Regions from separate parts of the Homo sapiens genome. Here region 1 is linked to region 2. A link is an interaction called in ENCODE POLR2A ChIA-PET data of the cell type or tissue named here. Cell type or tissue: GM12878. All regions are shown on one strand. Each heading gives the region's core, and the rest is flanking DNA. Links, peaks and the distances in the headings are about the cores only. Region 1 overlaps ALDH18A1 (aldehyde dehydrogenase 18 family member A1). Region 2 overlaps ENTPD1 (ectonucleoside triphosphate diphosphohydrolase 1).

Region 1 (2,922 bases), core at 171-2,670, 170 kb before region 2:
GCAACTACACTCTTAGGCATTTATCCCACAGAAATGAAAACTATGTTCACACAAAATCCTGTACATCAATGTTCATACCAGCCTTATTCATAACAGCCAAAAAATGAGAACAACCCAGATGTCCTTTAATGGGTGAATGGTTACACTAACTGTGATACACTCATAGCATTACATACTTCTCAGTAATAAAAAGGAACTAACTGATACACACAGCAACTTGAATGAATCTCCAGAGAATTATGCTGAAGAAAACAGAATTCCAAAAGGTTACATACTGGATAATTCCATTTATATAACATTTTTATAAGGACAAAATTATAAAAATGTAGACCAGATTAATGTTGGCCAGGGGTTAGTAATAGGGAAGAGGACAGTGGCTGTTAAAGAGAAATAAAAAATCCTGTGGTGATTGAAATGTTCTGTATCTTGATCGTATCAACGTCAATACCTTGGTTCAGATACTGGGTGAAATTGGGTAAAGGGTATAAGGGACCTTTTTGTACTATTTCTTAAAATTGCAAGTGAATTTATAATTAGCTCAAAATCTAAAACTTAATTACAAAAAAAGAGTAATGAACAAAAATAGCATGGGGCCGGGCACAGTGGCTAACGCCTGTAATCCCAACACTTTGGGAGGGAGGCCGAGGCGGGCAGATCACCTGAGGTCAGGAGTTCGAGACCAGCCTGGCCAACATGGCGAAACCCTATTTCTACTAAAAATACAAAATTAGCTGGGTATGGTGATGCACACCTGTAATCCCAGCTAACTGGGAGGCTGAGGCAGGAGAATCGCTTGAACCTGGGAAGCAGAGGTTGCAGTGAGCTGAGATTACACCACTGCACTCCAACCTGGGAGACAGAGTGAGACTCAAGAAAAAAAAAAAGCATGTAAAAATTTATTTGGGGGTCAACTTTATTGACACAAACACTGAGAACATTTCACCAGGAGACTACCTCTTTGCCTCCTTGCTATTTGGCAGAATTTTGTCCAATTCTGCCAAATTACATCTTTTTTTTCTCTCTCTCTCTTTTAAACCTTTTTTCTTGGCTGGGCACGATGGCTCACGCCTGTAATCCCAGCACTTTGGGAGGCCAAGGCAGGCAGATTGCTTGATCTCAAGAGTTCAAGACCAGCCTGGGCAACATGGCAAAATCGCATCTCGACAAAAAATAAAAAAGTTAGAGTCAGCGCGGTGGTGTGTGCCTGTAGTCCCAAGTACTTGGTGGGCTGAGGCAGGAGGATTGCTTGAGTCCAAGAGGTCTGGACTGCATGGAGCTATGTTTGTGCCACTGCACTCCAGCCTGTGTGACAAAATGAGACCCTGTCTCCAAACAAACAAACAAACATCTTTTTTCTCTTTGAAAACCTTGTTGAAACATACTTTGACTATCAAACGTCCCACATACTCATAAGTTTTCTATGGTACATACGAGATCTGAAGACGGTTGTACACTTGACCCAGGGCAGAAGATGTTGGTTGAAGGGCTGGAACCCACAGCGGTAAACTTGACTCAACATGCTGCGATGTGGTCACTAACCAAAGTATCTGCAGAATACATTTTTTAAAAAGTGAGTAATGAAAAATACTGGACAATTCATTTTATTTCCCTCTACTTCCCCTTACCCTCGGAGTAAAAATCTGACTCTCCTGCTCCAAACTCCTCTGTATTAGGGAAACTCCCACCTCCTCTATATTATAGAAAAGAGAGAAAAAGTAAGTGGCTCCTTTCTAGGCCTCAACCATCTTAGTTTTTATGTAAGCAAATAATAATGCAGAGTTAGGAATATTTTGAGACACAAAAAACACCTGCTCTTTTTGGTATCTTCCAAATTTAAAAAAAATCTTTCAGGTGCAATGCTTATGTGTTAATACTAAATCTTCATATAATTCCTGTAACAGATCCAACATCCTAAAGCAATCATGTCCACCTTTCTGCTAACATCTCCCAACAGAACCAGGAAATGCACCTATTTGAAATGTCAGCTTGATCCTTGCCAGCCAGCCATGAAAAGCAAGAGGAAAGGCCAGAGGCTGCTGCCATGTCTTTCTTCCTGATGCCCACAGGATTACAAAATAACTCTTGTACCCCTGGAAGGCAGTGGCAATGCCTACAACTGGCTAACATCTTAATCCTGTGGAGGAAGAGAATATGGCTACAAATCTCGGTTGAGAACATAAGGCAGTTATGGGCATTTCCTCACCCTGGGTCAAATTTGAGACTTTAGACAAAGAATAGTTTATTTCACAAAAAAGTAGGGAACTCCTTCCTATATGTACAGGGAGAACAAGCCATTCATTATTGTAGCTTTTTTTTTTTTTTTTTAAGATGGAGTCTTGTTCTGTTGCCAGGCTGGAGTACAATGGAGCGATCTCGGCTCACTGCAACCTCTGTCTCCCGGGTTCAAGTGATTCCCCTGCCTCAGCCTCCCGAGTAGCTGGGACTACAGGCACGCGCTACCATGCCTGGCTAATTTTTTGTATTTTAGCAGAGACGGGGTTTCACCATGTTGGCCAGGATGGTCTCGATCTCCTGACCTTGTGATCCACCCACCTCGGCCTCCCAATATTGTAGCTCTTTTTATGCTACAGAGACACTGCTATTTTCACAAGGTAAGAAAAATACTTCACTTTCTTTGTTTGTGGGCCTCCTTTTAACTTTTGTTCCATGGATTGGTGGATATATCCCAGCCCTCTTAAATGTGCCTCAGAAGACTAGCATTTAGCCCCATAGTGAAGAAAAATTAGGAATGGTGTCATTGCTTTACAATTTATACTGCACAAAGGCACTGAAATGGGACAGAGAAGAGACTGGCAGGATGCAGCTGTTCTAAAACATATGGCATCTAGTAGGCAACAGAAAGTATTAATTGATCTTTGTTATTTCAATTTTTTCATAACACTGAAGTATGATTTTAGCACG
Region 2 (2,922 bases), core at 214-2,713:
CTGGGGATTGAGGTGGATTGGAGACCCATACCTTAATCCAAGCTTAGACTTGGATTAAGTTCAAGCTTCTGCTCAAGAGCTTCAGAGAGAGCTCCCATTTCAGTGCCCAGCCAGCTTCTACGTTTGGGAATAGTTTGGGGAGTTGAGAGAGGAGGAGGTTGAGTTGTCAAAATGGAGGGAATGGTGCAACCATTTCATTTCCTGTTCACTTCCTCTATGCAATCTGTTTACATCTGACCAAAGTAGCTTTTGCCTTTTTTTTTTTTTTTTTTTTTTGAGAGGGAGTTTCACTCTGTCTCCAGGCTAGAGCACAGTGGTGCAATCTTGGCTCACAGCAACCTCTGCCTCCTGGGTTCAAGTGATTCTCCTGCCTCAGCCTCCTGAGTAGCTGGGATGGCAGGTGCACGCCACCATGCCCATCTAATTTTTGTATTTTCAGTAGAGACGGGGTTTCACCATGTTGGCCAGGATAGTCTTGATCTGTTGACCTCGTGATCCACCTGCCTCAGCCTCCCAAAGTGCTGGGATTACAAGCGTGAGCCACGGCACCCGTTTTTGGTTATTATTTTTTTGAGATGGAGTCTTGTTCTGTCGCCCAGCCTGGAGTGCAGTGGTGCGATCTTGGCTCACCGAAACCTCTGCCTCCGGGGTTCAAGCGATTCTCCTGCCTCAGCCTCCCGAGTAGCTGGGATTACAGGTGCCCACCACCATGCCTGGCTAATTTTTGTATTTTTAGTAGAGATGGGGTTTCACCATATTGACCTGGCTGGTCTTGAACTGCTGGCCTTGAGATCCACCTGCCTCAGCCTCCCAAAGTGCTGGGACTACAGGTGTGAGCTGCCGTGTCCGGCCACTTTTGCCTTTTATATAATTCTACTATTGGAGCTTTTCTAATGTCCCATGACAGAATGAGACTAAAGACAAAATAAATAAGATAATATGAATTATGATCCAAAATGTTCAAGACTCCTCAGCCTCTATGCCATTACCAATTGCTTACTATGTAAGGGTGGTTTAAATGCAAGGGGTATGTATGTCAAGCCAGGAAATGTCATGGAATAGTGGGATTTGTTGTTTGATGATACATTCTTAATACTTTTTAACATCATAAACATTTTGTGGTAGATTTCAAAAATGAGGAGGGGTATTCTTGTTTTTTGTTATTTGTTACTTCTACCTTGATAGATCTGTGTGAACTGTTAAACAGCCAATTTGGGGCTCTTCTCACTCCTCATTCCATATCTGATCACTGACCTAGTTTTGTCCTTGCCACAGCCACTAACTCAGTCTTGGCCTTTGTCAAAGTACAAACAAATCCTTTTGTTCTTGAATTATTTCCCAATTACTCTGTAAGTACCTCATTGATAAAAAAGATTGGCTTTTAATCTGTCTCTGATGTCTCCAGGTAGCCATTACAAGACCAGACAGAAAGGGGAGGAAAATCAGTGTTTTTGATTTCTTGTTGGTATTTTTTTCTTCTGCTTTTGGTTTTAGAGTCTAACGTGAAGACATTTTGCTCCAAGAATATCCTAGCCATCCTTGGCTTCTCCTCTATCATAGCTGTGATAGCTTTGCTTGCTGTGGGGTTGACCCAGAACAAAGCATTGCCAGAAAACGTTAAGGTAAGTCAAATATATCTGTGTGTTTGTGTGTATGTAAGAGGAGATCTGGGTGGGACAGGGGGAGGAGGGATAAGGTATGTAGAGCATAGGGGACGAGTTGAGGTTCTAACAGCCCAGGAACAAGTCAATTTCCACTGGATTAGGGGAGTAAAATGGAAATAGGTGCTCATTCTAGAAGAGTAAATGCCTTGAATCATTAGTGGTGGGAAGTTAACTGCCTTTATGATTGTTTAGTAAACTCATTAAATTGATACTCTAGCAGAGATGAATGCTTTATTCACCTTATCCAGATCTGTGTAATACTATGCCAAGATTCTATATTCTAGTATATTTCCACTTCTTCATCATGGGTGAATCACAATACTGCACTCTGTTCTTTTTACTTCATTATTATCACTATCACCAAAACAATAACGTTTATTATACAACTCTGTATAAAGTACTTTGGAAGTCAGAGATTGAGGAGAAGACATGTTTCTTATCTCCAGATATAGTAAAGAATCAAAATCAATAAAAGCAAATCAGAAAACATATACGTGTATCAGGTATAGTCATTTGAAATGAATTCATGGATAGGCAGATTTCTTGTGACATTTCTACATTTGAACAACTAGTTAATATCATTAAAGATCATTAGGATCATTAACTTTAATGTATTTATGTTTTCTTTCCAGTTCATCAAAGTAAAATTTCAGACATGAATATCTCACAAGTACTTTGTAATATGGTCATTATATTTTTTAATCTGTTAATTAAAAAGCATGTGGTAAATAAAAATTTATACTATAAATACACCATTTTAAACTTTCACTGAAATTATAGTAAACAAATATATAAGGGCCCAGATGATACCAATATGCTAATATGCATGTATGTACACATGGGCAGTAATATATCTAGAAGTTAACTTGACCATGGAGGCCTGGGAATACATGTGTAGAAGTATATTCTCTTGTATTTGAAGATGTTGAACTGGGAGCCTGGAAGGATGGTTGTGTATGCCAGGCCTCTGAAACTTTTGCCATCCACCCAAATCACTGTATAGCAGAGGCGTGGGTGTCACACTGGCATCTTTTTGTCAAGTTCAACCCAGTGGTGCTGTGTACAGCAGTCCCTTTGTCAAGACAGAAGGCTGATACTATCTCATTGTTAAGGGTCGCTTGCCTTTTAATGTTGACTGATGTTGTTTCCTTGGCAAAACTTCACTCACAGTTGAAGCCTCATGACATCTTGGTTCCATTATTTGTTTACCAGCTCCAAAAATACATGGTTGCCTTCTTAATTTGACCTTTTTACATGT

What was found. Peaks named below come from ENCODE experiments on the same cell type or tissue, not always from the same donor. Only the 100,000 strongest peaks of a DNase experiment are listed, where the experiment ranks them.
Region 1: POLR2A ChIA-PET joins it to region 2 with 13 read pairs; 3 of 35 experiments call an interaction of 5 or more read pairs at or near these places.

The regions. Positions count from the first base shown.
Region 1 is chr10:95,651,859-95,654,780 of GRCh38, forward strand. It overlaps ALDH18A1 (aldehyde dehydrogenase 18 family member A1), which reads right to left. Exons shown (of 18, transcript NM_002860.4): 2 at 1,432-1,547. The coding sequence starts at 1,519. Among named protein-coding and RNA genes, the nearest start is that of ALDH18A1, 3.4 kb to the right of the region's middle. In GM12878, for the core only: no CTCF peak of the experiment used is centred there; no DNase peak of the experiment used is centred there; H3K4me3 peaks cover 388 bases.
Region 2 is chr10:95,821,743-95,824,664 of GRCh38, forward strand. ENTPD1 (ectonucleoside triphosphate diphosphohydrolase 1) reads left to right here. Exons shown (of 10, transcript NM_001776.6): 2 at 1,495-1,622. All of the region lies in intron 4 of ENTPD1-AS1 (ENTPD1 antisense RNA 1), which reads right to left. Among named protein-coding and RNA genes, the nearest start is that of ENTPD1, 67 kb to the left of the region's middle. In GM12878, for the core only: no CTCF peak of the experiment used is centred there; no DNase peak of the experiment used is centred there; H3K27ac peaks cover 218 bases.